2 separate regions of the Mus musculus genome follow, and region 1 is linked to region 2. A link is a loop called in an ENCODE intact Hi-C map of the cell type or tissue named here. Cell type or tissue: heart. All regions are shown on one strand. Links, peaks and the distances in the headings refer to the core of each region. The heading gives the core; the rest is flanking DNA. Region 1 overlaps Tbc1d14 (TBC1 domain family, member 14). Region 2 holds the start of Grpel1 (GrpE-like 1, mitochondrial).

The links. Hi-C counts contacts between places; a loop is a spot of excess contacts. Peaks named below come from ENCODE experiments on the same cell type or tissue, not always from the same donor. Only the 100,000 strongest peaks of a DNase experiment are listed, where the experiment ranks them.
Region 1: it touches region 2 in a loop (4-fold over the local background); 9 of 42 quality-filtered maps call a loop at or near these places.

The regions. Positions count from the first base shown.
Region 1 is chr5:36,533,289-36,545,319 of GRCm38, reverse strand. It overlaps Tbc1d14 (TBC1 domain family, member 14), which reads left to right. Exons shown (of 14, transcript NM_133910.3): 3 at 2,023-2,143. Among named protein-coding and RNA genes, the nearest start is that of Gm32528, 27 kb to the right of the region's middle. In heart, for the core only: a CTCF peak has its summit at 6,612 (motif pointing right); no DNase peak of the experiment used is centred there.
Region 2 is chr5:36,456,379-36,468,409 of GRCm38, reverse strand. Grpel1 (GrpE-like 1, mitochondrial) reads right to left here and starts at 3,225. Exons shown (of 4, transcript NM_024478.2): 1 at 3,155-3,225. The coding sequence starts at 3,216. 2210406O10Rik (RIKEN cDNA 2210406O10 gene) reads left to right here and starts at 3,556. Exons shown (of 3, transcript NR_126488.1): 1 at 3,556-3,895; 2 at 11,999-12,031. In heart, for the core only: CTCF peaks have their summits at 5,405 (motif pointing left) and 9,310 (motif pointing left); DNase peaks (open chromatin) are centred at 3,389 and 5,399; H3K4me3 peaks cover 2,006 bases; H3K27ac peaks cover 1,741 bases.

The DNA of each region.
Region 1 (12,031 bases), core at 2,718-10,717, 77 kb before region 2:
AGGGACAGAAAGCAGAGGAGAGGGAATCGAACCTGTGTTGAAGACAGCAGGAAGTGATGAGTACTATGGAAACAGTGCTAGGAGCCTTGGACAAGTGTGAGGGTCTACTGCGAGGCAGAGACTGGCTGCCTAAAGTCAGCCTAAAGCTTGAATAGAGCTGCTCCCAGTTCTCTGTCTCATGGGCAGTGTGGGCAGATGGTGACATAGCCTTGGAAAGGAGCTATTGAATACTAGGCAAGAATGGTACTATGTGTATGGGTTCTAAACAATGTTCTGAAGGTGCTGCCAGACCCTTGGCAGGAGGATTGCCCAAGGGATACAGGGTTCTGGCTTGTGTCTGCATGTTCCTTGTGGGCTTACAGTGCCTGGCTAGGCACTGGCTTTGGTCATGTGATACACACTAGACTGAAGAGCACTTGTGTGTTTAGAGCACTTGCGTGCAGTACCATTTTATATGTAGCTTGCCATGTAGGGTTTTCAAGGTGTTAACTATAAAGGTGCTTTCTGTGAGTCTGTCAAGTTTTGGTTTGTTTGTGAGCTTAAGATCTTAGGTTGACACTGACTAAGCGGCTTTGAATCTGGATACTCTTTAGTTTTGTCTGCACTTCCATTGTGCAGTCTCAGACAGCGTGCCTTCAAGTGCTTCTTTTCATCTCTGGTCCTGTTGTTGCAGTGACTAGCACTCCCAAGACATAAATGCAAGAGCTGGGCCCCATCCCTTTCTTTACATCCCATATGCTGCTTGCGCTGGTTGCTCAGTGAGGGCTCAGATTCTTTTCCTGAACAGGCAGTACTGTCCTCCTTGCTGCTGTTGCTGTGTGGTCTTCCCTTTCCTGTGGCTTGCTTCACCATCTCTGCCAGCTCCTCTTCAGGCATACACAGTCCTTCCAGTAACTCGGGTTCTAGGTATCCCATGTTCTTAGCATTCGTGGGTGCCTCGGGCTTTTCTTGGTTTAAATTGCATAAATCCTTCGGTGGTAAATGTGTTGAAACTCTAGAATGCCCAAAGTTCATTTGTTTGTGTTTACAAATATTTTGGGCTGTGAAACCATTTCTGAAATGGATTCTGTTACAGTCACAACAGAAACATGGGGAGAAAACAGTGAAAGCAATTCATTCTCATGGCCCTGCCCCCACTCACTTTCCCTCTTTTTTTGACAGAGTCTTGCTATAATGTAGCCCAAGCTGGCCTCAGACTCCTTAAAGCTCACGCTAGCCTTGAACTTGAATTAAAAGTAGTCTTCCTGCCTCAACATCCAAAATTCAGGAATTATAGGTGTATGGTACCATGGCTGGCTATTGTTCTTTTTTGAAGCCTTTGTTTTGATATGTTTTTAAACTTACTGGAAAGCTACAGGTATGTCTGCTTTGGGGGGCACCCTGGAAGCCATTTGCATTAATGCCTGCACCTGACTGTACCTGTACAGTGGAGCTGAGAACCGGATTTATCTGTACTGCCAGTTAGGACTTGGAGTTTCCGGAGCTTTGGTTTACATATTGCTGGTAGGAAAGACCTTGTGACCATCTCACGAATGATTTTCTCTGATCCTTGGAGGCTGTATAGATCATCTTGCAGATAATTTAAGCTAGAAGGTAGCTACTAAAGCAATTATGATCTGAAAGACTGCTGTCCTTGAAATGCCTGTTTGTAACTGAACTTGGGGATCACAAGTGGGGTCTCTGTCACTCATAGGAAACCGAGACTCAGACTACTTTCCTGGTCCACACTCACAGCTAGTGAGCGGCAGAGCCAGACATTCCACTCATTTTGGCTGACTTTTGCTGATTTACTTTATTATTGGATACATTGTTAAAATTCTAAATAGTGGAATTGGTACACACAGTAGTTGGCTACAGCAAACTTGTATCTAAGATCTGTGTGTGTACAAACCAAGTCTTAAGTGTTAATGTGTGCTCATTGCACAGAGTCCCTCTCAAAGCAAAGTTTGATTTGTTCTTGTTAGCCTGAGTGTCTCTGTAAACACCCAGAAATGGCCTAGCCCTTTTCTTTTCTTTCTATAGGAATTTGCTTGCTAGAAAACAAAATGCAAGGCTTGATAGACAGAGAGACTTGGGATGGAAGCTGTTTGGAAAAGTCCCACTCCGAGAGACTGCTCAGAAAGATTCAAAGAAGACCCAGAAGGTAAGGCATTGATGAGTGCAGCGTGTGCTCATCAGCCACACCGTACTCTCACGGAGGCTGGAAGGTGTAAAGCTCTCTGTGTTCCCTGGGTGCCTGGGATCATAGACCCGAGTCCGAACACAGTGTGTGCTGGGATCTAACTCTCTTCTCCTCTTTACAGATTGTAGCATGCATACAGGGAAGTTCAGCAGGGCTTTAGATATTTAAACTTGATGCGTTTTAGTCAGTCTTTCCAGTAACAGTTGCAGATGTGTTTATAATCTAGCTTTATTGTGCTTGATACTAAAGCAGGCTCCATACATCCTGGAGCTTAAATCCTTCATTTTGCTCTGGAACATGGATAGGCCATCATGCTCGAAGGTCCGCTGTCGGCCAAGTGCTGTGGCCTTGAACCTGTTGAACTGAAGGTCTGCAGTTGGCCGAGTAGTTGTCCTCAGCAGCAACCCCCTTAGATCTCTGTTCACGGGCAGTTAGCTATTCTCTGAGTCCTCTTGGGAACCAACTAAGTGGTAGTCCTCAGGTCTGAGAGAGGACATAGCCCACCTAAGGCTATGGAAAGTAGACAGGTCTTTGGAGCTGAGCCTGGGGATCAGAAGGGAGGCTGTGACCTGAGTGGTGTGCTCATGCCTCTCTCTGGCGGGAGGGCCTTCCTATGCTGAGCTCACCTGCAAATCCATGTTGGAGAAGAGGCACCTGTTGGGGCTGAGGTCGTGAGTGCCAAGAACAGGACTGATGACTGTTAGATGTAGGAATATAAGATGGCTATCCACACAGTGCATTTTCATGTCTTTCCAAATTAAATTTGTTAGACTATTGTTTGTCATTTCCCTGGGAAACTCACTAAGGTTATCAATGTTGGGGGGAAAATGTTTTTCAAGACAGGGTTTCTCTGTGTATCCTTGGCTGGCCTGGAATTCACTCTGTAGGCCTTTCCGACTCTGCCTCTCAAGTCCTGGGATTAAAGGTGGGCACCACCTCGTTTGTAAATTACATTTTGATTTTTTTAGTCATTATGGAGACTTATTAAGTGAGCATACGATTAAATATGAGTTTGTATGCAAAACTCAGTTGTAACTTTCCTAGGAGATAAAGTAGGGTAATTTCATCTGCAGTTAAGAAGGAGTGACAGTTATGTTAGTAGGCATCTGTGTGACTCTGGGGGTCACTTGCTTCATGTGTTACCTGCTCTGGAGCCTTACTGGGGAACTGTAGAGGCCAGCTGGCTGTGCAGGAACACGGTTCTGCTGAGAAGACCTTTGGCTTTAGCCATCAATAATGAAGAAAGTAACTGTACCCTATGCATGAGTCACACAGTCCTTCCTGGGACCGGTTTGTATATGCTTTGTGTCTCTGTCCCTCTCATATTTTAGGTCTGACTCCAACCTAGCAAAGCCAGAGAGGGAGAGAGTCAGGGTGACTACTTTGGGCACCACTGCCTTGAGCTGGCTTCTGTCACTCTTGCTGGCTCTGACTTTACAGAAGCCAGAGTTGGACCCTTGATTGTCCATATGTGTGATCTGAGACAGTGACAGTAACTGTATTTAGAGCTAAAACATAACCAAGGATTCTTGGAATTCCCCATTTTGCTTTCTGGAATTATTTTCGTTGGAGAAGCATCATCAAATGGTGCTTTAAGAACATAACTTTGGGCCAAGTGATGGTGTTGCACACCTTTAATTCCAGCACTTGAGAGGCAGAGGCAGGCTAATCTCTGAGCTAGAGGCTAGCCTGGTTTACAGAGCAAATTCCAGGATAGCCAGACTTGTCTTAAAGGGGTGGAGGGACTACCAAAAAAATGAAGGAAGGAAGGAAGGAAGGAAGGAAGGAAGGAAGGAAGGAAGGAAGGAAGGAGAGAGAGAGAGAGAAAGAAAGAAAGAAAGAAAGAAAGAAAGAAAGAAAGAAAGAAAGAAAGAGAGAAAGAAAGAAAGAGTCTAATTCCCTGACTGCAGTCTATGAGGACTCCACTCCACACAGTGGCGGAGAGAACTGACTCCTGCAGGTGTGTTTTGACCTCTGCCCACAGGCACATAGTGCACACTGTGCTGCATCAGGTGGTGTGCCAGGCACCAGGGCCGTGAGAGTGTGTGTCCTGATGTGGCTGCCAGCTTTGTGGTAGAGCAGTGGAACAGATGTGTACAGAGTCACTTGTATGACCTTGGGACAGTTGTCTCTTTTGGGTCTCCTCAGGTGTGGACTGGGCATTAGAATACAGTGTTGCTCTAACATAAGACATAATTATGTGGTGTATTTTGCCCGGAGTTGGTCAAGGGATGCTGTTGCAATTTCCAGCTAATAAATAGGCCTACGTTGTAATGGAAGTACTCTCTGTGCTTTGCCCAAGGCACCTGACCTCATTCAGTCTGAGTTACATTTCTTGGTTTTGCCTTAGAGACTTCAGTTTCTTTGAAAGTATGGGGGACAGGTGGAGAAGAGGGATGTTAAAATGTTACTTACCTTTTTCTTTTTCAAATTTCATAAAAACCTTGAAAATTGTCTTGCTTTCCATCAGCTTACATGATGACTTTGGAGACACTTTTTTAGGGGAATAAAAAATGACCCAGGATAAGAGAATAAAACCAAGGCCATGATTCTTGAAGTGAGATGAGGCCTGTCTTTGTTACCTGTATGTGAGAAGCGCAAGTCTGTAGGCTTTGTGCCTCCAGCACACTGAAGTAAACCTGCGTTTTGGGACCCAGAGCCATGTCCTAGTAACTACAGATTATCCCAAGGGTGATGGCTATTCAGTGAGAATGTTGGCTATTGGGAGGAAGTAGCCATCACTGTGGCCAGCTCCACACAGGGCCAGAAGTTCACCCAGCAGCATGCAAACTCTCTAGCCACTGAGCTACAGAGTAAGGTGCTGCCTACGGTTCTCCACCCACTGGGCTTGAGTGACAGGGCTGTGGCCACTCAGCAGGGTTGGTGATAGCATTTCAGAAGTGCAGTCCTGTCCCTTGTGAATAAGGTGAATAAAATGGGTGTCTTGTTCTGTGTGCGCTATTCGCTGTTTGTTAAGGAATTCACATAGTTCTCTGGGAGTGAGGTTGATCAGAAAGCTGATGCGCTGTTGGTTCTCACTGAAGCAGCTGCTGGTTACCGTAACCATAGGCTTACAGGTTTGTTGTTAGCTTTGTTTACCCAGGATCGTCTTGTATGGTTTTGCAGAATCAAGCCAGTTTTTAGATGTTAGAAAATGCCGGAAAGTGGTAAATCCAGGGCAGCTTAGAGTGACATTCATTCTTCTGAGCTCTGGTTTCTGAGAGGTCTGGGATACAAAAGATCACACATTACAGGAAGAGTGTATTTGGGTGCTCAACAGAGGTAGCTGAAAACCTACAGACACATTTTAAAACACTAAGAAATGAATACAGCCTTCATTTTCATCAGCACCCTGCTTCATTTCGTCAACTTTACTAAGTATGACTTCTAACCCAGGACCTACAGTTGGAAGGAGAGAAGGGACTCCTGCAAGTTGGCCTCTGACTTACTATTGTGTGCTATGGCATGGGCATGTACATGCACGTGTGCACAGGCAACGCATGCACACACGCACACGTATACACACAAACTCAGTTTCCCAGTTTTAGGTGGGTAGAGTAAGCATACGGTGCCTCTCCAGGCCCAGTGAGCACACTGCATGGACAGAGGCACAGAGCATCCACTCGCCAGTGAGCACACTGCATGGACAGAGGCACAGAGCATCCACTCGCCAGGGCTGGGGAGCACATGGTAGCAGGACTGTGCAAGAAGACTATAATTCAGAGTGCTGCTGAATAGAAACTGACATTTTTAGCCTGAACTCAGGCAGACCAAACCCAGAAAGAGAACACCAGATGGGGCTCTGTGCCTGGGAAAAAGAGTGGGTCCAGTACTTAGAGATAGGCAGAGACCCTCCTTTGTGTTATTTTCCCCTCTGTTCTTTAAAAAAAATATTATTTTATGTGTATTTATATGCATTTTATGTGTATTTATAAGCATTTTATATGTATTTTGCTTGGCTGTATGTATGTGTACCACATCTGTGCCTGGTGCCCAAGGAGGTGCCCAAGATGTAACAGAACTTCTGAGGCTGGAGTTACAGACTGTATTGAGCAACCATGTATGTGGGTGCAGGGGGTTGAACCTGGGTGAGCTGAGCCAACTCTCCAGCCATCATTACAGTCTCATGGCGGGCAGCACTTGTGGTGTCTGACAGGAGCCTAACACTCTTGGGAGGGGAAGCTGATGAGAAAAGGAGATTGCACCTCTCTTGCCAACATAGTTATGGGAAGTGTGTGGCTATTTAACCACAACAAGGAGACTCAGGGAGCAAGAAGGCACTTGGTGATTGCAAAGAGACTTGCCGGAAAGTGATTTCTTTAAGGTTGTTATGACTTCCTGCCACTGTCTGTCTGGGTACGTGGACCTGACCCTAAGTAACTTCAGTAGAACTGGATGGATAGAGCATGCAAATCTCTGACTGGCCACTGGGTGGTGCACATACAAGACAGAGTCAAAAGTGCTGAAAACTTGAGTTCAGAACTTGAATTTGATAGAAAAGCTGGCTGGAACTTGTAATTCTTTCTATCTGGAATCCAAATAGGTTATAACAGCGTCAACATTTACACAGGCCATGTCTTGGAACATAATGTTTGAAAAGTCTGTGGGCTGGAGAATTGGTCCAGTGGCTAAGAACACTCATTCTTGCAAAGGACTTGGGTTCGATTCCCAGCATCCACATGGAGGTTCACCACTTCCTTGGCATCAGTCACTCATGTGCTGCACAGACATACACTCAGGTAAAATGCACATACACAAAATACAATACATTTTAAAATATTAAAAGAAAGGTCTAGAACATTGTTCAGAATTATTGGGCTTCAGGACTAGGACGTCCTTTGGTGATCAATAGACACTGATCCTAAGATCAACACGTGTTGGGATTGTGTAAGACCTTAAAGAAACAATTAGAAGAATGTTTCAGCAAATAGGGTAGATACTCTTGAGAGTGAAAGACAAAAACAGTTGAGAAACAGAAAATGTAAGAAATAAATGGACATTTATAAATAGAAACACACACCTGAATGCAGTCAGTCGGACAGTACAGATCAAAGTAAAGGCAATAAAGTAATATAACCCTGAACACAGGAGAAACCACTAAAATGTTTTAAAACCCAGCAAGATGGAGACGGCTTAACAGGTCCAGGTGCTTGCGGGCAGGTCCCACAACCTGAGTTGAATTCCTAGATTCTGTATGGATGTGCCTGTACTCACCTGCAGCCACATACCCAGTGAATAAAACAAAAATCATAATAAAAACAAAACAAAACAAAAAGAAGAAGCCAGAGTCACTGGTTTGAATTTATGTCACTGCACTGAGATCCCCGGAGAAAGAATTTATAACAACAGCAACAACAAAATTATTAGAATAAGTAAACGAATATGTCCCAAATTTGACAAAAAACCACAAACCTACAGATTTAAGTTAAGTCAGTGACTCCATAAACAGGGTAAGTTCTAAGAAGTTCATGGCCTGGCAAGTTATAACCCAATGTTGAAAGTAAAGGCAAAGATGTCTACAATCATCAAGAGAAAACAGTGCATTACTTATTGAGGAATAATAATTTGAATGTCTATGAATTTCTCATCAAAAACAGAGGGGGCTGGAGAGGTGCGAGCCCAACAATCAGAGCAGCTACAGCGCTTGCACAGAACCAGGTTCCGTTCCCAACATCCAGGTTGGCAGGCTCGTCCACCTGTAACTCAAGCTCCAACCCGGTGCCCCTTTTGAGCTTCTGCTAGCACCCACAAACACCTGCTCATAGCCCCCACATACACACAATTAAAATACAATGAAAATATTTGTTAAAAACTCATAAAGGGAATCAATAATTTTAGACTGTTAAGAAAAGAACTGTCATTCCAGAGTCTTGTATCAAGAACAAAGGGGAAAGGAAAGGGCGCTCAGATGAAGACTAAACGTGTTTGCTGGCAGGAGCCTCGTTGTAAGAGAGTTGGCCAAAGACTATACTTTCAGGGATCGTTTCATACAAGAGTTGGCCACTGCAGGGTCATTGCACTAGAAAGAACCTTGGAACACAGGAAGAAAGAGGAATAGAAATGGTAGACATATGGGCAGAAGGCATAATTCAGATAGGCAGTTAGTTCTCAGTGGGTTCTTTAAAAATGTGTTAGGTTAATGGTAAAGGTTAGTATTGCTTGGGTCTTTAACTGTATATAGAAGTAACATATTAGACAATCATGTACCAGGGAAAGGCAGTGGGTTCCTACTTGAAGTCATAAAATACTGATTCTAATCAGGTCATGGAAAATTGCACGTATCATTCAGCTCCTAGGCCAATCAGTGAACTCTGCAGAAAGATGACCAAAAGCATGATAGAGAGATTAAGATGGAATTACAAAATTCAGAAAACTCAAAATGAAGACAGAAAAGAGGAAACGGGAAAGAACAAATGACAAGTAAGGCGGTACTTAAACTTAGACAGACCATATCATGTTAGGTACAGATGGCCCCAACACCAGTGTTGTTAAAGAGGCTTGAAAAAAAATAACCCAATTCTGTTTTCTACATGGAACTTTTCAAATACAGAACATGTAAGAGAACACATGTTAGGATAGGACAGGAAGAGATAGGGCTGATGGTGTAGTTTAGTGGTAGTTTGTGCTTGGTGTGCATGGAGCCCTGGGTTCAGTCTTCAGCACTTCCCTTAAGGTAGATATTAATGTCATAAAAAGTAAGAACTGGCCGGGCAGTGGGTGCATGCCTTTGATCCCAGCACTTGGGAGGCAGAGGCAGGTGGATTTCTGAGTTCGAGGCCAGCCTGGTCTACAGAGTGAGTTCCAGGACAGCCAGGGCTACACAGAGAAACCCTGTCTCGAAAAACCAAACCAAAACAAACCAAAAAAAAAAAAAAAAAAAAAAAAAAAAAAAAGAAGAAAGAAAGAAAGAAAAGAGAAAGAAAAAGAAAAAAAGGAAAAAAGAAAAAGTAAGGACTGGGTTTCAAAGCCAGTTTCCAGAGATAAAATGGGCTCTTGCCTGATGAAGACCAGATAGCTCGGAAGGCTTTCTCTGCACTAGTGACTGTAGCAAATCCAAGCAGAGATGCAGAAAACTGGACCTGTTAACTTCACAAATGGAGAGTCAATGCCACTCTGCTCTGAGACACATGAGAAGAACCAGCTGCAGACAGAGCAAGCCAGGACCTGGAGGCGCTGAATGACCTGTGGAGACATTCCACCCTTCAGTGGTCGCCAATCCAAGTGCTTGTGGAGCACTCCCCAGGCAGATCATGTGTGGGACATAAAAGAAACTTTCAGTGGAAAAAGGACTGAAGTAAAATATGTTACTCATCACAGAGAAACAAAGCAGTAACAAATATTAAGAACTTCTCCCTAAATGTGGATGTTAAATAAGTAGCAAACTACTGAGCAAGCCACAGGAAACTCAGAAAATATTTTGACACAGTAAAAATACAACATACCAAAGCATGGAAGATGCAGGTTGGGTAGGAAATATATAACATTCAAGTGAAAGAAGGAAGGTCTCACATCAGTAAGCCGGGTTTCTATCTTAAGACTCTAAAAAGCAGAAGGAAACAAATGATACAAAGACATATGAATGAAATTAGAACTAGAAAGGGGAGTGTGTGAGAGCAGACTGGGCTCTTTGAATGTCCCCGTCCTGATCCACCTTAGCGGAACTGCCAAGGAAGAGAAACAACTCTTCTCTTCTCTTTTCTCTTCTCTTCTCTTCTCTTCTCTTCTCTTCTCTTCTCTTCTCTTTCTATTTTTAAAAAAAGATTTATCAATGTATATGAGTGCACTGTAGCTGACTTCAGACACACCAGAAGAGGGCATTGGATCCCATTACAGATGGTTGTGAGCCACCATGTGGTTGCTGGGAATTGAACTCAAGACCTTTGGAAGAACAGTCAGTGCTCTTAACCACTGAGCCATCTTGCCAGCCCCAGAAACACATTTTCAATGAAAGGGATGAGCAAAGGGGGTAGCACCTGGATCCTGTAGAACTGAGAGGGGAAATGGAATTCTTTGAATAACTCTCTACAGGAACTTATCATGTCAGATGAAATAGTCTTATTTCTTTGGCAATTAGAAATCACCAAAACTCGTCCAAGATATAAGATTTATCCTGCACTTTTTATGTTAAGACAGGAACATTACAGTTCAGTACTGTGGTGGTTTGAATGTGCAATATCCCCATGGGCTCACATGTTTGAAGACTTGGACACAGCTGCTGAGCTGTTTGGGAAGGTTGTGGAACCTTGAGGAGGAAGTGGATCCCCAGGTGGGCCTTGGGGTGCTGGGGTTCCATTTCACACTCACTCAGTGCTTCCTGTGTGTCAGTGCAGTGTCATTAGCTGGTCGTCTGCTCTTGTTCCGTGCTTTCCCCACCATGGTGGCCTCCATCCCTCTGCAACTGAGTCACAACAAACCCTTTCTCCTTATGTCGCTTTTGTCAGGGTATTTGACCACGGCAAGGAGAAAGATAAGACAGATACTGTCCAGGCCCACATGGTTTCACTGATAGTGTGTTGTTTTAAAACACTGCCAAATTTAGGAGGAAGAAGACATTTCCCAACTGCTCCTTGATGCTCCGGACACTGACCCCAGCCCAGTGTCCACGATCCTCAGATCTCACTATTAGCAGAGTGAACCCCAGACACTTGTTCAAGCCAACACTGAGGACTAGGTCATGTTTATCCTAGGAATCAAGGAGGGTGTGATGTGTGAAAACAACCACTGTCATCAGTTGTGTTATGACCTAAAGAAAACCACGTGGTCCTGTTGAGGCAGAAACAGTATTTGACAAAATCCAGTATTCATTTCTGATAAAAACTCAGCAAAGTAGAAACAAAACTTTTCACTTGGTAGAGGATGTTACAAAGACAGGCACAGCAACTGAGAAGGACCAGGTCCATGGTGAGGTTTCTTACAGTATGAAACCTAGAGAGTTGGGTCTTAGTGTCATGTGGGAGATTTGTTTCAGAACCTTCCATGGATCTTCAAATCCTCGGATACTATAGTCCTTTTTGTAAAATGGTACTTAACACCACCATGTACTTAAACTATTTCTACATTTCTTACATTTCCTAATACAGTGTAACACTGTGTAAGAAGCATTGTGTTGTTTGGAGAGTTATGGCGTGGTCAGTCCAGGCATCTTGGCTTTCTGATACTTTTCTTTCTTGAGGGATGGTTTGATCTACAGTTGGCTGAATCTGAATGCAGATTCTGCAGACCACCTGTTGTTAATGAAGAAGCTAACATCCGTGCTGGTACATACTGGTGATACAGAGTCTCTCAGTGCAGACTGTCTCCTGGCTAGTGATCACATTTGGGCTGAATACGTATTCTTGGCTATGAATGTGGGTGGACCACCTCCGCCCAGTGCGCCCCAGCATATATTTTCCCTTCCCTGTTCAGGCTTCTCTGGCTTGCTTTCTGTTGCCCTAAGCCTTTGCTTGTGCCCTTCCTTCAGTGTGGTTTTGAAAGGTGGTCACAGCTCAGGCGTGTCTTCTCAGGTTCCCCTTGACCATCTAGTCTAAAGGGAGTTTATCAGGCTTCAGGGACTATTCAAAAATAGTCCCTGTACAGTGTCTTTCTCCTTCCTTCCTCCCTTCCTCCCTCTCTTCCTTTCCTTAAAGATTTATTTATCTGTTTATTTTATATGAGTACTGACTTCAGACACACCAGAAGAGGGTATTGGATCACATTACAGATGGTTGTGAGCCACCATGTGGTTGCTAGGAATTGAACTCAGGACCTTTGGGAGAGCAGTCAGTGCTCTTAACCGCTGAGCCATCTCTCCAGCCCCACGGCGTTTTCTAAATTGGGATTCCTTGTCCATTTGTTTGTGGCTTTACCATG
Region 2 (12,031 bases), core at 2,383-10,382:
CCAACTAACAGGATCACCTGACAAAACAGTTCACAGAAAGCAGCCCTGTCATTAAGTGACATGTGACTATGTACAATCTGTAATCCACCCTTGGCCGGTGTCCCCTATTTATCTTCTCATGTATTCTATGGTGTCCCCTTGAGTCCAAGCACCCAGACCCCTTTCATAGAATAAGACCCACTGTACCTCCTGCTGATGACAGTGGCCTAAGCAAAAATCTTGTTGCCAGACAGCAAAAAGTAAACACCCAAAACAGTGACCTATGGCTGCAGGGAAGCCCAGGAGGCTGTTTTTCTTTTCTGAGCAAGGACCTCACTCTTGTAACCTTGGCTGGCTAGGAATTTGATATGTATAACAGGTTGGCCCCAAACTCAACAGGGCTCTGACTCCCTCTGTCTCCCAAGTGCTGGGGTTAAAGGTGTGGACCACAATGCCCAACAAACTGACATAACAAAAAAGAAAAACATGTATTGCTATTATATTATTATGTGCATGTTTGTCTGTCTGTGTGCCTTTGTATGTGTGTGTGTGTCTGTGTAAGTATGTGCCACATAAGTTTGTATGTGTGTGTAAGTATATGCCACATAAGTTTGTATGTGTGTGTGTGTGTCTGTGTAAGTACGTGCCACATAAGTTTGTATGTGTGTGTGTCTGTGTAAGTATATGCCACATAAGTTTGTATGTGTGTGTGTCTGTGTAAGTATATGCCACATAAGTTTGTATGTGTGTCTGTGTAAGTATGTGCCACATAAGTTTGTATGTGTGTGTGTCTGTGTAAGTATATGCCACATAAGTTTGTATGTGTGTGTGTGCCTGTGTAAGTATATGCCACATAAGTTTGTATGTGTGTGTGTGTCTGTGTTAAGTATGTGCCACATAAATTTGTATGTGTGTGTGTGTCTGTGTAAGTATGTGCCACATAAGTTTGTATGTGTGTGTCTGTGTAAGTATATGCCACATAAGTTTATATGTGTGTGTCTGTGTAAGTATATGCCACATAAGTTTATATGTGTGTGTCTGTGTAAGTATATGCCACATAAGTTTATATGTGTGTGTCTGTGTAAGTATATGCCACATAAGTTTGTCTGTGTGTGTCTGTGTAAGTATATGCCACATAAGTTTGGGTGCCTATGAAAGCCAAAAACCACTGGATACTCTGGAGCTGGAACTGCAGGCAGTTGTGATCTGTCCCAGTGTGGATGCTAGGAACTAAACTTAGGTCCTCTACAAGAGCAGCAAGCGCTCTCAGCCACTGAGACTTCTCTCCAGCTCCTAGTTTTCTTTTCTGATGTATTTGTTTATTCAGAGATTGAGTCTGGCAATAAACTTGCAATCCTCTAGCCTCAGTCTCCCAGGTGCTGAGTCCTGGGATTACAGTGTGTGCTCTTGTGCACAGGTCCACAGCAGGCCCAGGTGAGTTACAGAGTAGGGTGGGTAAGAGAGATACATCTCAGGAACTGGGAATCACTTGGACAGAGAGATGAAAGTGGGAGTGTATGCAGAGGAAATGGGAAGAGAAGTCCAAAGGAGTCCTGGAAGTGAGTCTGAAGAGGCAGCCAGAAGAGGTGTGGGATCTCTGGGGCTGGAGTTACAGGTGGCTGACCTACCCAGTGTGGATGATGGGAATTAAACCTGGGTCCTCCACAAAAGCAGCCAGTGTATAACCAATGAGCCCCATCCATCTCTCTCTGGCTCCAGCAGTGATCTTTTAATTTTATTTTTACTTTCACGCTTTTAAAAAGTCTAAGAATCTGGGCTGGAGAGTTGGGCTCAGTGGTTGAGAGCATGTTCCTCTTGTGGAAGACCTGACTTTGATTCCCAGCTAACAACTACCTAACTCTAAGAGTTCCAGGGTATCTGACACTTTTCTGAACTCTGAAGGCACTTGGCATACACATGGACATACACATACAAGCAAAACATCCACACACGTAAGTTTAAAAAAGAAAGATCAGTAATTAATTCTGAGAAGCAAAATTATGCTAAGAATATAAAAACCTACAAAATGTGAAGGCTGCCTTCACTATGAATTATTTCCACCCCTAGGAGTGACCACCACAGCCTTTCAGCAGATCAGTTTTGCTGTATAGATCCTTTCAGGGCAGGAATTCCTAGGGCTATGTCTCGGAGGAAAGAGGGAAGCCAAGCTTATGGGATACTGTGGAGTTATGACTTCCTACTAGAGCATCTTTCTTCAAAACCACAATTTCAGAGATAGACATGAACCAAGCTGGGGGATGGGACAGGGCCGGATGGGATGGGAAATGGGGGTTCTTTCCTGTCAACTCTAAACAGAGCACCACAAATAGGAAGTGCTTCCCCCGGAATACTTCAGACTCCTCCCTGCTTTGCACAACATAGACCTGTTTTCATCTTTTAGTCACAAGTACGAGATCATCCGCCTGCTCACTCTCACCCGCTGAAAAGGCCAGCTCCCGTTCACTCCGTTTCCATAAGACTCAGGCAAAGTCTCTCTTTTTTTAATCAACCAAAAACTTGGTCCTAGCAGGGAACAAGCTAAAGATACTGAGCCTAACTTTGGAGATGCGACTCAAAAACCTGAAGCCACGGGTAAAAGTAAAGATGGCAAAAATGGGCATTGTCTAAATAAACTGCACACACACTGGCTTTCTTGCTCCTTGGACCTCACATTCCGCGGAGGGCAAAAGTGGGGGAAGGAATGTGAGTGGAAAAAGCCCACAAACCAGGCAGTACACATCCTGGACTGGATTAGGGATTAGCAACCCCAGCCCCTGGTCGGGCGGGCTTCTGCCTGGCTGCCTGACCTTGGGCAAGTCTCCCGCTTCTAAGCTTGACTTTTGCAATTCCAGGAGGGGTGGTGCCCCTATGCCCGAGAGAGTGCCGTGTGTCACCAGACAAACAAATGGCGGAGCCTTCCACCTGACGCATCACCCAGATCCCCGCATTTACGCCCCAGCGTCCCCACTTCTCGTCTCTTGAGCCCAGTTCGCGCAGTGCCGCACAGTAAACACCAGGACAGCCGCGCGTTGAGAACAGGCACAGGGACTCGATGGTGAGGATGTGACTTCAGGGTGCACGGGCACCGCCTGCGGGGACCAGTCCTGCCGCTAAACCCCCCACCAGAGCTCTCGGCCGTGAGTGAGGCCGACGCAGAGGAGTGAAGCTCTCTTACCTGAACGACAGTGCCAAAGCCGGGAGGCTGCGGCGCGCCAGCCTCACACACCGAGCCGCCATGACTGCCCCCGAGGTCGCGTCACTGCGCCCACACTGAGCATGCGCGGACGCCCCTTACACCGGTTTTCCCACCTACTGCTGCTTTTTAGCTAATCCGTGACCGCTGTTGTTCTGATGGACAGACCATTTCCACCAATAATTACGAGTCATGACGGAATTCTGTTTCCTCCTTCTCCGGTGGGCGGAGACTGAGGCTTCTGGGAGCCCCGGAAGGTGAGGAGGTGAAAGGTGAGGTGGGAGGAGTGGAGGAAAATGGAGCTTCTGTGGGCGTGGTCGCGCCAGGGGACAGCCAATGAAGAGGAAGAGCGTCAGGGCGGGCAGAAGGCGGCGAGCGCTAGGCGGGGACCCGGGAACTCGTGCCAAGTGACTGGTGCTCGCTTTAGGCTCCTGCTACCTTCTGCGGGCGGAACGTGGGTGTCCCGGGAAGGGACGGACCCCATCTCTACTATGCCGCAAGCGCGTTGTGTCAACAGGCTGGCTGTGGACGGCCCGATGAGCGTTACTTGATTTTGTACTTTCGGCCACCTCCAATTTTCTCAGAACGCAACATAAGAAAAAAAAAAACTAACAGCAGTGTGTGCAGGAGAGCTTCGAAAATATGGGTGCTGATGTTTGGTCACTGCTATGGGGGAGGTCGCAGAGCTGAGAGTTGTCGGAGGACGTTTTCTGTCCTGTCTAGGTATGTGCAGCTTCTTCCTTCCTCCCCCCGGCTCCCGCAAATCTCGAGACAGAACGCTTCGTCCGTGGACTACGGCTTGTGTGTGCTCTCGGCGGATCTCTTGAGTTCTAGGCCAGCCTGGTCTACAGAGTGAGTTCCAGGTCAGCCAGAGCTACACAGAGAAATTTTGTCTCGTAAAACAAACCAAACCAAACCAACCAAACAAACAAACAAAAAAGGGACCAAAATTCTATTATTTAATTTCGCTCTTTTAAAAATCATTTCCCCAGCACATGCTGCCTTTTGCCCGCCGTGGGCGTGGGGCAGAGCATGTCCACACAAAAAGCACAGCTCTCACCTCATAGGAAATAAGTTTATTCTGGAGTCATTTATGAGTGACTGGCCCAGAAACAGTTTTAGGACACCTGTGTTCCAACGTGAAAACAGTTTCAGGACGTTTGCATAGTAGCAGAACAAAGAAAGCCACAACTCAAGACATAAAATATATTAGTGAAAACATTAAGTAGGTGATTATAGCAAACGGGAATCTCAGCTGTAGTCCGCAGATGCTATTTGATAGCAAGCTTAGCCCTTTGGTGGAGATTAGAGTTTTGTTACTGTGTTACCAAGATTTTAATCGTCTTTTCCTGCTGTTAGGTCTGACACTGAGTGGGGCAGGGAATCTATTTAATGAACTAAAGATAGCCCAAGATAAATTGTAACTAGGCTCTGCACCTGCAAGGTTCAGCATCTCCAGTCATTGAGGCTTTAATCCGTCAATTGGCCTTTGCAGACAGTTTCTTTCCAGGAATCCTGGTTCACTGGTGTTTTGTAGGACAAGTGACCTGATTTGTTAATTCATTAGGGCTGGGGTCGAGTAAGAGGAGAAGGGATACTTAGAGCACCAATGAAATCAAGAGACATAATTGGATTGAGTCTATGGCACTTGGTTGTGATGGAACAAACCAACCGTGAAAAGGGCAGGGGACTGGAGTGGGACGGGTATCAGATGGTTATTCAGTGCGCTGGCCCTTTTGTTAGGGAACAATATGGGCCAATGGGCAGAGCTCTGGATGGGAATATTTATGGTACATTGTCATATTGGCTGGCAAGGGCTTTAAAAAATACTCTAGTTTTAAAAGGTGAGGTTTCTTGTAAGACTGTGGGAAAGTGATGACATTGTTGAAGCCGGCGATGAATACCATGGGGCTTATACAGTTTCCTTTGAAACTTTCTGAAATAAGACTTAGACCTCCTGTGGCTTTCCCTGGCAGTAACACCAGGTCACCAGATTTCTTCTGTCCTGAACATGGTTCCTCTTAAATCTTGGGTCTTCTCATTTGCTGAAAGGCGTCAAAGAAATGAGAATGCCCGTGACCAGCACATCTGTAAGCAGAGACAGATGAAGAGTTAGAGCTGCTGTGTGTGGAGGTATGGGTCTTCCCAGGGGTGAGGACCCTGGGGACTCTGAATCCCTTCTCAAGCTGGGGTTCTCCTGCCAGGAGGCATACGGGCCTGTGCTGCCACCTGGCGACCCACTCAGGAACTACTTGAGTGGGGGCCATCTCCTGAGGTTACCATCTTAGGCAGTTCTGTAGTCCCCGTGAGGTCCAGAACTTCACCACCCACCCGGGCAGCAGTCTACACAAGGAGATGGAGCTGCCTGGAGAAAACACTTAGGTTAGCTCTCTGAGTTCACATTTAGCAGTTGTCATGGACGGCCCAGCAGAGACAGGGATGCTGGAAGATCAAATGAACACGTGGGGTGGCCCCAGAGAGGATGAAGTGGTGTTTACAAAGAAAGCCAGTCCTCAGAAGGTCCTGAAGATGGCCCCACAGCTTGACTGTGGGCGTGATATGCATTCCAGCATAATGTCTGCTGTGTGTCAGGTGCTTTAAGATGTCCTCTTATGGATCAGACCCAAGACTTGCTGGGCAGAAAAGTGGTTGGCCAGGTTAGGTGAATCACAGAAGAAGACAGGGCTCTTGAATATTCCTTTATATTGCCCAGCATGCACCACTGGGGTGGAAAGCAGAACCAGCGCTGACTCCAAACGTCCAAATGTCACTGCCTTCAGTGACATGGTGGTGGTGCCTCAGGTAAGGGGTGGCTCTTCATCCCCTCATGCAACTTGGAGTCGTCCAGTTTGGAAACATCTAGTATTGAGGGATGTGGGGGTTCACCTTCTTTACTACCCTGACTGGATTGGAATCACCTAGGGGAGACACGTGGGGGCATGTCTATGATACTATCACAGAGAACCCCCGGAGAGGTTGAACTGAGGGAAGATCCACTCTAAATGGGAGTGGCAGCATCCCGTGGACTGAAGCCAAGACGAGAATAAGAAAGCCTGCGGAGTACCCGCTGCTGTCTGTTGCCCTCTGCTTCCTCATCCTGGAAATGTGAGCGAGCAGCCTTGAGCTCCTGTCGGTGCCTCCCTCACCAGGATGGACTCTAACCCTCTTGAACCAAAATGAGCCCTTCTTCCCTTAGGGTGCTTCTTGCCAGCTGTTTTGTCACAGTAATGGAAGAGGTAACTAGGAAACTAGGAGTAGCAGGCAGTGCTCTAGATGGACTCCAAGGACCATCCCGCACCTTCCCCATCACTCAGTCAGACACTAGGTCTAGGTGCTTCTGGGCAGGAGCTTGCACTTGGTATCCATGTCCCAAGTCCATTGTTCTTGAGGTAGAGAGCGACTTGTAAGTTTGAGGTTTTAAGTCCTTTAAAAGCAGCCAGCAGTAAAGTTCAGGTGAAATTGGGAGAAAGCCTAGAGTCCCCATCACTGTCTGGAAGGTGGACAAGTGCTCCTAGAAGCAGAGAGGCAATCCCCAGCCTAAGCCAGTCAGAATATGAGCACTTCAGACCTGCTGCCTGGAAGAGTGGAAATAACCAACCTCTGGGCGGAGCCTGGGAGTGAGCCCTTCCCTGGGGCCTGCTGAGCTTTGGAGAGGAGAGCTGGTTTATCTCACAGAAGCTACAGCACTGCCTTCTCCCCATTTGTTATGCCCTTACAGTGGGCTTTGATGCAGAGCATGGAAATGTGTCTTACACCTTGGTTTCTTGGTTGCCCTTATGACCCCTGACTCATAGAAACTTGGCTTTCTCCACCCCACCCAGATACATGGGTTCCAAATGGAAAGAGATGCTCTTGGTAGGAAAAATACTACTGTGGGGAGGAGGCAAGGCTATGGATGATCAGGTTGCAGTCACCGGCTCCAGAGACTTCCTGTGAGGCCTTTTATTTGGGTTGGCAGATGCATGGGAGATGAGCAAACGCAACATTAGCCTCCATTTCCCTGGGAACATTTTGGTGATGGTGGCATCTGGATTCCTAGACACATTCAGGATAGTCACAGGAGTGGATGTCAAGTGGCCTTAGCTGGACCAAAGGAGAGTTGGGAGGTGCTAAAGTCCCAGGATCCTGACAAACCCATCTTATAAAGCTAGTGGGTGTGAGAGAAGGTTTGACTATAAAACTGGTTACATTGTCTGGCTGAATGGGCACCATGAACCTTCCCGTGTGGTGGTCAGATCAGTCAGAAAAATGTCAGAATTGGGAAAGTGCCATGGGCATACATAAGTGGGGAGGGGTCCTACACAATAGTGAGTGTTTACCATGGGAATGCTGGAAACTGACTCATGGGGTGACTTAAGGATGACAGCTTTTCCCTTGTGGCTTCCCTTTCTTTTGGTTGCCAGCCCTGGCATGCCTGCCATCCCAGTTCGCCCACTGTGAGGGAGATGGCTGCATAGACAGTTATTACACACAGGACTGTGAAGGGACTGACATCTACTACTCCCTCACTCTGGGAGGCAGAGGTCAATGGAGCCAGCCTCCCTGGGCTGCAGAAAGGGGCCGCCTTAGCTCTGTGTGTGTGCGTGCACGCATGTGTGCGCATGTGTGTGTGTGAGTGAGGCCCTTGTATCTCCCACCACCATCCCCTGCCCTTTCCTCTGGCTTCCTCTAGCCCTCCTGGAGTCCTCTCATAAGAGCTCAGTGCTTGTCCTGAGCCCTCAGTGATTTAGATGATCCTAGTTCCTTAATTTAACCACCTTCGCACAGTTCCATGTCTATAGGCCAAGTGCTTAGGATGGGGCACATTTGGGTACCGTTGTTTAGCTCTGAGGCAGGACAGAGCCAGAGTTTGAATCTGCTGTCTCTCAAAAGTGTATGTGTTGGAACCTTGGTTCCTAGTGCAGTGGTATTCAGAGGCTGGGGGATGACAATCATGGCACTACTTCCAGGTTTGTTCATTCACTCATCCTTCTTTCTCTCTTTCTCTTCTTATTTCTTTTTTTTTTTTTTTTTTTTGATTCTGGGATTGAGCTCAGGTTCTCATGCTTGTCCAGCAAGCATCTTATCTCCCCAGACCACATTAGCACTGTTTTTGAAACAACTGTGGAAGTTGGTTGGCTCATCATGAGGTTTCTGACCTCTAAGTATAAAACTATAGTGATGTACTTAGAGGCTAGTGGGTCTAGAGGGCGGGACTTGTTATAAACTCACCCTTGTGGCTCTGGTGCGTTCTCTCTCTCTCTCTCTCTCTCTCTCTCTCTCTCTCTCTCTCTCTCTCTCTCTCTCTGCGCTTCCCGAAGGTCATTAGGTGAGCATGTGTCCCACCACATGCTCCCAGCCGTGCAGTCTTGCCTCGTCACAGGCCAGAATGAATGGAGCCTAGTGACCAGGGGTGAAACCTCTGAAACCAAGTCAGGAGAGACCCTTTGCCCTTTCGCTGGTTGCCTTGCATATTTTATCACAGCCATGGGAAACTGAAAACACACAGGGCCTCCAGCAGAACCCACAGATAAACCCTACTCCTCAGTGTGTTAGGAATATTTCAAAAAGAAGTAGGGTGGAAAGCGGGCTTTCCACCTGCTCAGGGCTAGGAAAACAGGGGGATGTGTCTGCAGGGGCTGGACCTGGGAGTCCTCTGTTCCCTGTGGGATCACTCCTGCATCTTCAGGCTCCTCTCAGACTACTCCTCTGTCCTGAGTCACTGTGAGCACGAAGCCTGCCATGAGGTAGGATCTTTTTTTTTTTTTTTTTTAAATTGTGTGAGACAGGCTCTCATGACACAGTCATGACTGGGTTGAAATCCATACATATCAGCCTGCCTCTGCCTCCAGAATGCTGGGATTAAAGGTGTGCATCACCACACTAGTGGAATCAGTGTTTAGAGATAGACCTGGCTGTCTGCGTTTGATTCCTGGATCCTGCAGTGGGTGAATAGAACCAAGTCCTGAGAGTTGTACACACACACACACACACACACACACACACACACACACACACATTTAAAATAAATCTGACAATAACACATATGTTTAATAGAAAGGTGTATTTCTTTGTAGTTAATTTCCTGTGCCATTGCTTCCTGCACCTGTCAAGATCAGCCTACCAGCCCCCGAGTGCTACTGCCATCTGGTGGCCACACCTTTATTTTATTTGTATTATCAGTATTCATTGTTGCCACTTAAAATTGTGTTCAGTCCATTAGTCGTGTATATGTGTGTGTGCTCGTGTGTACACATATGTATGTATGCTTACAAGAGTGTGCATGCACATGTATAGGCGAGTGCCTATGTGTGAGAATGCATGTAGAACATGTGGCATCAGACGTCAGATAGACCCTGCTTGCTTTTGAGGCGGGACCTCTCATGGCACCCCAGGGCTCGCTGGTGAGGCTAATTCCCCCTTCCCATTCCGTTCCTGGGATTATAACCATGGTGCTACTTGCTTTCAGTTTTGTTTGTCTGTTTTTCTTTTTCTTTAGGATTCTGGAATTGAACCTGGGTTCCCACGCTTGTGCAGCCGTGTCTCCCCAGCCCCCGTTAATACTGTGTCTGAAGTAGCCGCTCTTCTGAAGTCAGCTCTGCCTTCTACTTGACACGCCTTCCCTTACTCACTTCTCATTTCATTTTCTTACTGCGTTTGCCTCCATTCAGTGTTGATATTTTAAAATTGAAATCTGTTATTATTTTGTCATGTAGCCCAGGCTGGCCAAGATCTTGCCTCCCTTTAAGCTTATTTTAGGAAAATTATGCTTACTTGTAGGGTGCTTGTGACAGTGTCACCCATACACACACTGTATGACATTAGATTATGCTAAGCCTGCCATCTCTATAAATTCTTAGTTGTGAAACTCAAAGCCTCTCCTTTAAGATTTTTTGGGGGCCACTATAGTTGTAAGGGAGGTTAGCCCCCCTCAGAAGCAGTACAGGACACCCAGACACCAAATTCTTAGCACAAAGGAGATTTATTACTCTGGGGGTGGGGTGAGGTGGGGGCGGCAAAAGCAGACTGAAGCAGCAGCAGCACACCTGAGCAGGCGTTTCCACGGGAGTGGGGTTTGAGGAGGGAGAGGGCGGGTAAGTGCTAGGGTGAGTTGGTAAATCCTGACTGGACGCGTTAGCCAAGTAATGAGTTTTGATTATTGGACCTTGGTGTTTTGTCTCAGGAATGAGTTAGTGGAGCCAAATAAGGGAATGGGCCTTGGAAGCTAGCTTTAGGAATGTCATCTAACAATTTTTAATAAGGGAGAGAAGGGTCAAAGACAAAACCAGTGGGCAGCACGCTTGCCATGCCGGGGCCTGGCAGAGCCCTTCAGCAGTGTGTTGTTAGTTAGTCACCTTGTGGGCTGACAGTTGTTCCACATGCTGACTCAGTGCCCGTCCATCTCTCCCAGCCTCCTCCACACTCAGTTCATATTGAAGGGGAGCTGTGCTGGTGTCCACCCTGCCTTGTCTCTAACTTCAGTGAGGTTGCTTTGAAAGCTTACTAGCACAGCCCTTGCTGTGAGCTCCCAGCATTAAAGGGCACTCGGTTCACACATGTCCAAGAAACTTCTGTCACAGCAGTGGCCTTTCTTTAAGCCGGCCATCCTCTCCTGGGATGGATTCACCAAGCTCTTACCTCCCCTCACTCTCACACTTTAAAACCCTATCCCACCCCTTCCTACCAAAAAGCTTGACTCACAACTCATCGCTGGCTCTTTATCCACAGCCTGATGCTGGCTCTGCATCACACCCAGCACTGCAGGACCTCAGCAAGGCCTCTGAGGATAGGCTGAGATGGAGGGGTGAGGAGGGCTCTGTGGAGGGACTGAGATACAGGGGTGAGTTGGGCTCTGTGGAGAGGCTGAGATGGAGGGGTGAGGAGGGCTCTGTGGAGAGGCTGAGATGGAGGGGTGAGGAGGGCTCTGTGGAGAGACTGAGATGGAGGGGTGAGGTGGGCTCTCTGGGGCTGAGATAGAGGAGTGAGGAGGGCTCTGTGGAGAGGCTGAGATGGAGGGGTGAGGAGGGCTCTGTGAAGAGGCTGAGATGGAGGGGTGAGGTGGGCTCTGTGGAGAGGCTGAGATGGAGGGGTGAGGTGAGCTCTGTGGAGAGGCTGAGATGGAGGGGTGAGGTGAGCTCTGGGGCTGAGATAGAGGGGTGAGGAGGGCTCTGTGAAGAGGCTGAGATGAAGGGGTGAGGTGGGCTCTGGTGGGATTGAGATGGAGGGGTGAGGTGGGCTCTGTGGAGAGGCTGAGATGGAGGTGGGTGTGTGCTGCTGCAAAGATGACTACTGTAAAAGGAAGGTCTCTGGCATTTGGGCAAAGGAGGAACTAGGGCAGCCCAGGCAACCTGGAATGGATCATCACAGTGACTGACTGAGCAACAGATGTGCCCTTTCTCCTCAGTCTTCCCCAGATCTGGTGGTTTTGGAAGGGACAGCAGGGCTTCCACTCATTCACACTTTGCTGTCTCCAGGACTCCATTTCTGCCTTCCAGAGGCCCAGCAGCACCCTCTTCAGTGAGACCCATGGTTGGGACACCCTTTGCCCTGAGTATGAACTTGGCTGCCTGCGGTTCTCAGGGTCATAGGCTTTTGGTAAGGAGCAGTGGGCAAGCACTGAGCTGCCTGCAGGCCCCATGCTCTGTTGTCATAGTTCTGCAGCACAATGCTGCCTACAGCCCTCACAAGTAGAGGGGCACCGCCAATTCCAATAACACTACACAAAGGAGAAGATGGCCGGTGGACCTGCAAGCCATAGCTTGCTGCTTCTGACCTAGGCTTGTGCGGTTGTGGCTTTAATTTTTTTAAATGTTTCCACCCAGATTTTACTTTTTTTTCTTCCTTCAGCTGTTCAACCCAGGGTCCAGACTTTTCAAGGGC